2 separate regions of the Homo sapiens genome follow, and region 2 is linked to region 1. Evidence: read pairs that join two places in POLR2A ChIA-PET (ENCODE). Cell type or tissue: Panc1. All regions are shown on one strand. Links, peaks and the distances in the headings refer to the core of each region. The heading gives the core; the rest is flanking DNA. Region 1 has its middle 21 kb from the start of NCOA3. Region 2 overlaps ZMYND8 (zinc finger MYND-type containing 8).

What was found. Peaks named below come from ENCODE experiments on the same cell type or tissue, not always from the same donor. Only the 100,000 strongest peaks of a DNase experiment are listed, where the experiment ranks them.
Region 2: POLR2A ChIA-PET joins it to region 1 with 6 read pairs; 2 of 35 experiments call an interaction of 5 or more read pairs at or near these places.

Annotation. Positions count from the first base shown.
Region 1 is chr20:47,477,968-47,483,338 of GRCh38, forward strand. It overlaps the pseudogene RPL35AP. Among named protein-coding and RNA genes, the nearest start is that of NCOA3, 21 kb to the right of the region's middle. RefSeq lists enhancers at 1,689-2,242, 2,243-2,795. In Panc1, for the core only: no CTCF peak of the experiment used is centred there; no DNase peak of the experiment used is centred there.
Region 2 is chr20:47,336,567-47,341,937 of GRCh38, forward strand. All of the region lies in intron 2 of ZMYND8 (zinc finger MYND-type containing 8), which reads right to left. Among named protein-coding and RNA genes, the nearest start is that of ZMYND8, 17 kb to the right of the region's middle. RefSeq lists enhancers at 1-814, 2,819-3,318. In Panc1, for the core only: no CTCF peak of the experiment used is centred there; no DNase peak of the experiment used is centred there; H3K27ac peaks cover 4,952 bases.

The sequences.
Region 1 (5,371 bases), core at 292-5,291:
TCCAGACCAGCCTGGGCAACATGGTGAAACCCCATCTCTACTAAAAATACAAAAAATTAGCCAGGTGCGGTGGTCGGTGCCTGTAATACCAGCTACTTGGGAGGCTGAGGCAGGAGAATCGCTTGAACTGGGGAGGCAGAGGTTGCGGTGAGCTGAGATCACGCCATTGCACTGCAGCCTGGGCAGCAAGAGTGAAACTCCATCTCCAAAAAATATATATTTTTTATTTATTTACTTTTCATTTATTTAAGAGGGGTATAACATCACATGGAATCTTTGTCCAGTGGCCTTAGCAGGAAGATTGTTTCAGAATTTGGCATGAACTATGCCCATAATTCCATGGGTCTGAGTTACCTTTCCTCACATCACTCTGGTTTTGTTCAGTTTGCTGCCGGGAGTCACTGTCCTGTTCTTTGCTTTGTATGCATAAGCGCATCTCTTGCCCAAATAGGATTCAGTTTCATCTCAGGCATAAATGCCTTCAATGTTAAGAAGAGCTGTGTACTCCCTTTGGTTCAAGAGACCCTGCTTATAGCCAGCAAAAGTGGCCTTGGGTCCAGGCCCAGTGGTTCATGCTTGTAATCTCAGCACTTTGGGAGGCCTAGGCAGGAGGATCACCCGAGGCCAGTAATTCAAGACCAGGCTGGTCAACATAGTGAGACCGTGTCTCTACAATAAAAAGAAAATAAAGCCAAGTGCAGTGGCTCACGCCTGTAATCCCAGCACTTTGGGAGGCCGAGGCGGGTGTATCACCTGAGGTCAGGAGTTTGAGACCAGCCTGACCAACATAGTGAAACCCCGTCTCTACTAAAAATACAAAATTAGCTGGGTGTGGTGTCACATGTCTGTAATCCCAGCTACTCGGGAGGCTGAGGCAGGAGACTCACTTGAACACAGGAGGCGGAGGTTGCAGTAAGCCGAGATTGTGCCATTGCACTCCAGCCTGGGTGACAGAGTGAAAGTCCGTGTCAAAAAAAAAAAAAAAGAAAAAAAAGTAAAAGGAAAAAAGGAAAAATGGCCTTAGACCACAGCCTTCCAGACATATCTGCCTTTTAGAAGTCCTGTCCTGGTTGGGCAGGGTGTCTCATGTCAGTGATCCCAGCACTTTGATAGGCCAAGGCGAGAAGATCCCTTGAGCCTAGGATTTAGAGACCAGCCTGGGTCTCTAAATATAACATAAGGAGATCCCATCTCTACAAAACACTAAAAAAAGTTAGCTAGGTGTGGTGGCATGCACCTGTGTTCTCAGCTACTGAGGAGGCTGAGGTTAGAGGATCACTTGATCCTGGGATGCTCTAGGTTACAGTGAGCTATGATCGCACCACTGCACTCCAGCCCGTGCGATGGAGTGAGACCTTGTTTCAAAAGAAAAAAAAAAAAGGCCCTGTCAAGCAGACAGGCTCCAAGATGGTAGAAAGAGAAAGGCCTTAGGGAATGATTTTTAAATTTACGGCAGCTGAGAGTCTAACTTCTTAGAGGGGGAAAATTGTGAAATACTAAAATGTGAAGGTGAAATCCCTTGCCCAAGGTCATATGTGCCTTTTAGTTGGTGACCCCAGACTCTAATCCTGGTCTCCTTGTCTGTCTGTACCTATGTGTTCTTCTGTCTTCTCTGTTCTTAGAAACAAACTTTTTCCTCCCCCCACCTACAGCATGCCTTCTGTGGTCAGAATTCTGCTTTAAAAAGCCTTTTTCCCTTATTACTTTTGCACACAACTCAGTTCTCTCCAACAAGGCCTGAACTGCCATTGTTTGCTTCAAACTTCCTTGCATCCAATCCTTCCTCTTTTCAAGATAAGGCCTGTTTTTCCCAGGGCTCTGGGGAACCACACCTAGAAGAGGCTGTTCCAGACAAGTCTAGCATTGCTTCCCTTTTTCTGATAAGGTTCCATTGTTGAGAACACTCCCTTTGTTTCTTACCTGTCTCCAAAACATTCTGGAATTTACTTCTATTTTAGTTTGCTGATGTGGCCATTACTGTTAAGTGGTGGTTAATTATCTTTGTATTCTACATTCTTTTTTTTTTTTTTTTTGAGACGAGTCTCACTCTGTTGTCCAGGCTGGAGTGCAGTGGTGCGATCTCGGCTCACTGCAACCTCTGGCTCCTGGGTTCAAGTAATGCTCCTGCCTCAGCCTCCCAAGTAGCTGGGACTACAGACGTGTGCCACCATGCCCAGCTAATGTTTTGTATTTTTAGTAGAGACGGGGTTTCACCATGTTAGCCAGGATGGTCTTGATCTCCTGACCTTGTGATCCACCCGCCTCCCAAAATGCTGGGATTACAGCCGTGACCCGCAGTGCCAGCGAGAATTCGTATTTCTAACCTAACCTAATCTAATCTAATCAAGTGATTCTGGCCCACAGATAACACTTAGAGAATCACTGGGAGCTGGGTGTTGTGATTTGTGTCTGTAATCCCAGCACTTTGGGAGGCCAAGGCAGGAGGATCCCTTGAGGCCAGAAGTTGGAGACCAGCCTGGACAACACAGCAAGACCTCATCTCTACTAAAAATTTAAAAAGTAGCCAGGCATGGTAGCATGCACCTGTAGTCTTAACTACTTGAGAGGCTGAGGCAGGACGATGGCTTGAGCCCAGGAATTTGGCTGCAGTGAGCTATAATCACACCACTGCGCTTCAGCCTGGGCAACAACAGAGGGAGACCCTGTATGTTAAAAGAAAACAAAACAAAAAAATCATTGGCTTAAACTGACATTTATATAATGTCAAACTGATTAGGCTGGGTGCAGTGGCTCACACCTTGAGCTTTGGAAGGCTGAAGCTGGCAGATTGCTTGAGCTCAGGAGTTCAGGACCAGCCTGGGCAACATGGTGAAACCCCATCATAAAAAGAAAGAAAGAAAGAAAGAAAGAAATACAAATTCTCAGCTCTTCTTCCTTCCTTTCCTTCCTTCCCTCCTTTCTTCCTTCCTTCCTCCTTCTTTCCTTTCTTCCTCCTTCCTTTCTTCCTTCCCTCCTTCCTTCTTTCTCTCTTTCCTTCCTTCCCTCCCTCCCCTCCTCTCTCTCTCTTTCTCTTTCTTCCTTCCTTCCTTCCTTCCTTCCTTCCTTCCTTCCTTTCTTTCTTTCTTTTTCTTTCTTTCTTTCTTTCCTTCTTTGCCTTCCTTCCTTCCTTCTTTCCTTCCTTCCTTCCTTCCTTTCTTCTTTTCCTTTCTTTCCTTTATTTCCTTTATTTTTCTATTGACAGGATCTTGCGCTGTCACTCAGGCTGGAGTGCAGTGGTGCAATCTCACTGCAGGTTGCTCACTGCAACCTTCTCCCCCAGGCTCAAGCAATCCTCCCACCTCAGCCTCCCGAGTAGCTGGGACTACAGGTGTGCACCACCATGCTGGCTATTTTTTGGTATTTTTAGTAGAGATGGAGTCTCATTATGTTGCCCAGGCTGGTCTTGAATTTCTGAGCTCAAGCGATCCGCCTGCCTTGTCCTCCAAAAGTGCTAGGATTACAGGTATGAGCCACCATGCCTGGCCAAAACCCCGTCTCTACAAAAAATACAAAAGTAGCCAGGTTTGGTGGTGTGCGCCAGTAGTCCCGGCTACTTAGGAGGCTGAGGTGGGAGGATAGATTGAGCCAGAGAGATCGAGGCTGCAGTGAGCCATTATCCCACCACTGTACTCCAGCCTGGGTGACACAGTGAGACGAGACTGTCTCAAAAAACAAAAACAAACAAACTGATTATATTGAAGTATCATAAAGCAAGTTATAGACATGAAGTCACCCACAAAACCTAAAAATGTCCACTTCCCAGGGGTTCAATTCTCTACTTTCTCTTGCTGTCCACATCTAATCTGTTTTGAAGTTTTTCTTGTCTAGCTTCAACATATACCCTGAACCCCCATCCTTTCTCCTACATCGTCTTAGCCCAAGCTCATATCCCCTCTCGCCTAGAATACCGCAGCCACTTCTCATCTGGTATCCTCTCCCAGTCTTGACCCAACTCCCCACACAGTCACAGGGGTTATCGTTGGAAAATGCAAGTCAGATCATATCACTCTGTTAAAAACACATCCAGTGGCTACTGCAATTAGAATAAACGGCAAACTTCTTTTATGACTGACAAGAACCTGCATGCCCAGACCCTGCCTGTCTGTCTGGCATTCTCGTTGCTTCTTGAGCCTTGTTTATCACGCTCAGGTTTACTGGCGTCTTCCTCTTTCTGCACATATCAAACTCTTGGTACTTGTAATTGTCTGGATTGTACCCCACTCCCAGCCTGAATTCTGTGCTTGACAAAAGGCTACCTTTTCTATCTACTTACCTAAAGAAAGTGAAGAAATGTCTAAGATGTGCTGGTAGGTGAAAAAGTAAGGTGGGAAGTACGTATTGCATACATGTTACCTTTTTATTTATTTATTTATTTGAGATGGAGTCTTACTCTGTTGCCCAGGCTGGAGAGCAGTGGCGTGATCTCAGCTCACCGCAACCTCTGCCTCCTGGGTTCTAGCGATTCTCCTGCCTCAGCTTCCCAAGTAGCTGGGATTACAGGCATGCACTATCATGCCTGGCTAATTTTTCTATTTTTATTTTTCATTTTTATTTCTATTTTTTTGAAACAGAGTCTCTCTCTGTCGCCCAGGCTGGAGTGCAGTGGTGCAATCTTGGCTCACTGCAACCTCTGCCTCCCGGGTTCAAGCGATTCTCATGCCTCAGCCTCCCAAGTAGCTGGGATTACAGGCACGTGCCACCACACCAGCTAATTTTTGTATTTTTAGTAGAGATGGGGTCTCGCCATATTGGCCAGACTGGTCTTGAACTCCTGACTTCAGGTAATCCACCTGCCTCAGCATCCCAAATTGCTGGGTTTACAGGCGTGAGCCACTGCACCTGGCCTAAAAATTTTGTAGAGACAAGGTCTTGCTATGTTGTCCAGGCCAGTCTCAAACTTCTAGCTTCCAATGACTCCCACCTCAGCCTCCCAAATACTGGGATTACAAGCATAAGCCACTGCACCTGGCCTCTATGTTACCATTCAGGAGATATATAGCCCTTTGCTTGTACATGATTCAACTACTTCTGAAAGCATACACAAGAAACAGTTAACTCTTGTTGTCTCTAGGGAAAGATGCTGGGTGTCTAGGGAAGAGTGGAAGAAAGATTTTTACCAGAAATCTTTTGTACCTTTTGGATTTTGAACCACATTATACCTGGTCAAAGTAAATTAACAAATAAATACCATCAAGACTAACTAGTTAAATAAGTAGTTCTGTGGTTATTCTGTGCCTGTCACAAGCTGTTTTTTTTTTTTTTTTTTTTGTAGCACTGATTACAATCTGTAATTATCTTGCTTTTGTGTATGTGTTAACTGATGTTTTGTCCCCGTCCCCGCTGGATTACAAAGTCCTGAGAAGAGAGACTG
Region 2 (5,371 bases), core at 238-5,237, 140 kb before region 1:
TGCAAATCCCTGGCCTTCAAGGCGCTTGTTCTGACTCACGCATGGTGAGGCCAAATTCTGCAATGAATTGTGCCTTGGCCAGTCTCGCACAGGGAATGCAAAATGACAGCCCTCGGCTTCTTCTGACCCGGAAATGCGTTTTGTTGGGTTCACGCATGATCTTTAGAGAAGCCAGTCTACACAGACCACATTTCTAAATGAGGCAGTTTTACAGGGGAAAAGAAAATCCCAGCTGGCCACAGCGGATGAGCCATATTCCTGCTGGTCAGCAATCAGATGGAGGCACCCTCCCCACTTTGGCACACTCTCCCATTCACCAAAGCTCCCCTTCCCCCTGCATCCCCAGATGCCAGCCACAATCACTGATCTACCTGCTGGGCCCTTCAGGCATTTGACTTGCAACCCTTGGAATACAGGTCATGGTTAAGTACAAAGGTTTAAAATCTAGGGACATTAAACACTCTTATCAAAAAAAAAAAAAAAGGTTTAAAAATCAAAGGGCCAGCCAGGCACGGTGGCTCACGCCTGTAATCCCAGCACTTTGGGAGGCCAAGGCGGGTGGATCACCTGAGGTCAGGAATTCGAGACCAGCCTGGCCAACACAGTGAAACCCTGTCTCTACTAAAAATACAAAAATTAGCCGGGCGTGGTGGCAGGCGCCTGTAACCCCAGCTACACCGGAGGCTGAGACACGAGAATCAATTGAATCCAGGAGGCGGAGGCTGCAGTAAGCCGAGATAGGCACTCCAGCCTGGGTGATGGAGGGAGACTCTGTCTCAAAAAAATAAATAAATAAAATAAAATAAAATAAATCAAAGGGCCGGGAGTGGTGGCTCACGCCTGTAAACCTAGCACTTTGGAAAGCCGAGGTAGGTGGATCCCTTGAGCCCACGAGTTCAAGAGCAGCCTGGGCAACACGGCAATAACCCTCTATATAATTAATAAATAAATAAAGATAAAACCTGACCCTAGTTCCATCCCTACTTTGACACTTCCTTAATTCATCTGAGCCTCAGTTTCCTTAACTGTAAAATGGGAATGACACACCCACATCATGGAATTAGTATGAAAATTAAATGAAGTAATTTGCATATCATGCCATGAAGTACTCAGAAAATATTAGCCACGCAAACACACCTGGCATCGAGATGGCACTTCCCATTGATGTAGGAGCATCTTTCAGCAGGATCATTACCCTCGGACACAAATGTCAACCTGACATCTTGAAAGCTCGAAAGCTTTGTCTCCTGAGAGCTAAAACGCTCTACTAAATGCCAAGGCTGGCATAATGGCAATGACTGGCTTGGGAATTACTCAGTTAATAAGTGAGTATGTGTCAAGGGGAGAGGGGCGTAAAAATTGAAATTCAGTTAGAGAAACTGAAAGGTCACATGGACTAGATGTAGGAATAGGACTGAGGAATTCTGCACCAATTATTGTCAGAGTTTCTAAGTTTCCCAAGAAGAGGACGGCTCAGCACCTGTTTTCTAAGTGCAAGTAGAGAAAAACACGTTGCCAGGTTCATAAGATGGTAGAGTGGTCACCTTATCTCCTTTTGAGGACCCATCTCTTTCCCAGTGGGGACAGCGTTGGTGGGTCCAGGTGTCCAGGATATTAGCCCTTCCCTGGCCAGAGACGTGCACATGGACTTTGCGCTATTGTCCCTGAGGAGGCTCCGGGCTGGCTCTACTCCCGAGAGTGGCCTGGACCTCCAGCCTTCCCACCAATGCAGTGGGAGCAGCTTCACACCAACAGACCACCTGCAGTCCATCCCTTTCCTGCTCAGAACCGAAGGACCCTGACCCGGGTCATGTCACAGGGGAACAGAGTCCCTAAACTTCCCAAGAAAAGCAGGCTGGAGGAAAAAAAAAAACATGTTCACTGAGCCTGGAGATCATCCCACTGCGGACGCTGAGATCACTGGGACTGAACAAGAGATAAGGCTTCATCCCGGTCAGCTTCACAGACATCATATTTTCACCATGCAGACTTCAGCTCTGGGAACCTCAGCAACCCCAATCTTAACCCCAGGACTTTGAATATTAAGCCAAGTGGCTCCGGCAGAAAGGTGCTCTGGAAACAGAAGCTACCACCACCGCCACTCACTATGGGGCACGAGAGCTCAGTTTCACATAACGACAACCACCCCAGAGAATCCTTGGGGAAAGTTCTCCCTCAAAACAAGGTGATCCCTTCCCCTCAATGATTCCCTACCAAAGCAAGAATTCCCAAGCACCCGAGAAAATCCTTCCAAACACCTGCAGAATGGCTTCTTCAAATGTCACAGAGGCCAACAGGACAGGAAGCTTGCAGGGCAGTGCAAAGCACTGGACTCCTAGATGGAGAGAAGCAAATTCCTATCTGGTCCCGAGCCTGCCTGCTGGGCAACCCTACACAATTATTTCTTTTTTTTTTTTTTTTTGTGAGACAGAGTCTCGCTCTGTCACCCAGGCTGGAGTGCAGTGGCGTGATCTTGGCTCACTGCAAGCTCTGCCTCCCAGGTTCATGCCATTTTCCTGCCTCAACCTCCCAAGTAGCTAGGACTACAGGCGCCCACCTCCACGCCCGGCTAATTTTTTGTATTTTTAGTAGAGACGGGGTTTCACTGTGTTGGCCAAAATGGTCTCGATCTCCTGACCTTGTGATCCGCCCGCCTCGGCCTCCCAAAGTGCTGGGATTACAGGCATGAGCCACAGTGCCCGGCCCACAATTCTTCACTGTGCCCCCTCTAAGCAGGGGGTCTTCCGGGCATGGTTTCCTCATCTGCCTCCAGACCTTCTTCCTAGAGGCTGCAAGTGGGGGAAATGGCAGAACAGTCATTCTCACCACCTGACAGACCTAGCAATAAAAATTCACTGTCTCTAAGTTGATGCAAATCATAGCTAACATTTTTGAGCAGCCACCCTGTCCCAAGAACCATTCTTTTTTGAGACGGAGTCTCACTCTGTCGCCCAGGCTGGAGTGCAGTGGCGCAATCTCTGCTCACTGCAAGCTCCGCCTCCCGGGTTCACGCCATTCTCCTGCCTCAGCCTCCTGAGTAGCTGGGACTACAGGCACCCGCGACCACGCCTGGCTAATTTTTTGTATTTTTAGTAGAGACGGGGTTTCACCATGTTAGCCAGGATGGTCTCGATCTCCTTACCTCATGATCCGCCCACCTCGGCTTCCCAAAATGCTGGGATCACAGGCGTGAGTGAGGCACCACACCCGGCCCCAAGAACCATTCTGAGCATTCTATCTGTGTGAGCAAAGTTCATCTTAGCCATAACCTTCTATCTTTATCATCCCCATTTACAAAAGGAAACCTAGCCACAAGGAATAACTCAGCTAGAAAGGGGGCAAGACAGAACCAGGAAATCTGGCTCTAGAAGCCAGGTGGTTTTTGTTTTTTTTTGAGACGGAGTCTCACTCTGTCACCCAGGCTGGAGTGCAGGGGCACGATCTCAGCTCCCTGCAACCTCTGCCTCCTGGTTTCCAGCGATTCCCCTGCCTCAGCCTCCTGAGTAGCTGAGATTACAGGTGCCTGCCACCACACCCAGCTAATTTTCTATTTTTAGTGGACACTGGGTTTCACCATATTGGCCAGGCTGGTCTCAAACTCCTGACCTCATGATCCGCCTCTCAAAGTGCTTGGCCTCCCAAAGTGCTGGGATTACAGGCATAAGCCACCCAGCCAGAAGCCAGGTGTTTTAAATCTCAATGACACCTTGCCTCTCAAATCATTGGGGTAAGTAAGAATGGTGGTCCAGGGGTGCTTAAAGAGGGAACTTGAAACCATGGTGCGCACTTACAGTCCCAGCTACTCGGGAGGCTGAAGCAAGAGAATCACCTGAGCCCAGGAGTTAGAGGCTATAGTGTACTATGATGGCAACTGTGAATAACCACTGCACTACACTGCAGCCTGCGCAACACAGTGAGATTCCATGTCTTAAAAAAAAAAAAAGGCCGGAGGCGTGGTGGCTCACGCCTACAATCCCACCACTTTGGGAGGCTGAGGCGAGCAGATCACTTGAGATCAGGAGTTCGAGACCAGCCTGGCCAACATGGTGAAAACCCATCTCTACTAAAAATTAAAAAATTAGCTGGGTGTGGCGGCGTATGCCCCAGCTACTCAGGAGGCTGAGGCAGGAGAATCACTTGAACCCGGGAAATGAAGGTTGCAGCGAGCCAAGGTCAAGCCACTGCACTCCAGCCTGGGCAACAGAGCAAGACTCTGTCTCAAAAAGTATTTTTTTTAATGTAAAAAAAAAAAAAATACAGCAGCCAGCATTCTAGCAGAGTAACAAATAAGAAAATACAAAGTGAGGACAAAGGCTATAAACAAAATCAGAGGGATAGAGGACGCTCTGGATGCTGGAAATGTTTAATTATCTTGATCTGGGTCAGGGCCCCATGAGTGCGAACGTGTGTTAAAGTTCATCAGACTGAACACTGTAGATCAGGTTAAAATGTACCAGAAAATAGTAAACAAACGGTGGACAGTAGAAGCCAGCCTTCTCACTGTTGGAGGAGGAGGTTACAGAGAAACCAGGGAATAAGGCTAGAATGATCCATGTGGTAATGCGAAAAGGTCAAACGAGAGAATGAACTCATGTTTAGCTGATATAGACACAGATGGATACATGTAAAAATGTTTACACAGTATGTCTATATATCCTTCCTTGTCTACTGAGAAAATCTAGAAGCAAGGTGGCTCACACCTATAATCCCAGCACTTTGGAAGGCCGAGGTGGGCAGATCACTTGAGGTCAGGAGTTCGAGACTAGCCTGGCTAACATGGCAAAACCCCATCTCTACTAAAAATTTAAAAATTAGCCAGGCATGGTGGTGCATACCTATAGTCCCAGCTACTTAGAAGGCTGGGGCAGAAGAATTGCTTGAACCTGGGAGGCAGGGGTTGCAGTTAGCTGAGAGTGCACCACTGCATTCCAGCCTAGGTGACAGAGCGAGACTCCATCTCAAAAAAAAAAAAAAAAAAAGAATCTAGAACAAAGACATTCCAGTAGCAATGAGCACACACTTGGCCAGGTGCGGTGGTTCATGCCTACAATCCCAGCACTTTGGGAGGCCGAGGTGGGAGGATCACAAGGTCAGAAGTTCCAGACCAGCCTGGCCAACATAGTGAAACCCCATCTCTACTAAAAATACAAAACTTGGCCGGGCGCGGTGGCTCGTGCCTGTAATCCCAGCACTTTGGGAGGCTGAGGCGGGTGGATCACGAGGTCAGGAGATCGAGACCATCCTGCCTAACATGGGGAAACCCTGTCTCTACTAAAAATACAAAAAATTAGCCGGGCGTGGTGGCGGGCGCCTGTAATCCCAGCTACTTGGGAGGCTGAGGCAGGAGAATGGCGTGAACCCGGGAGGCGGA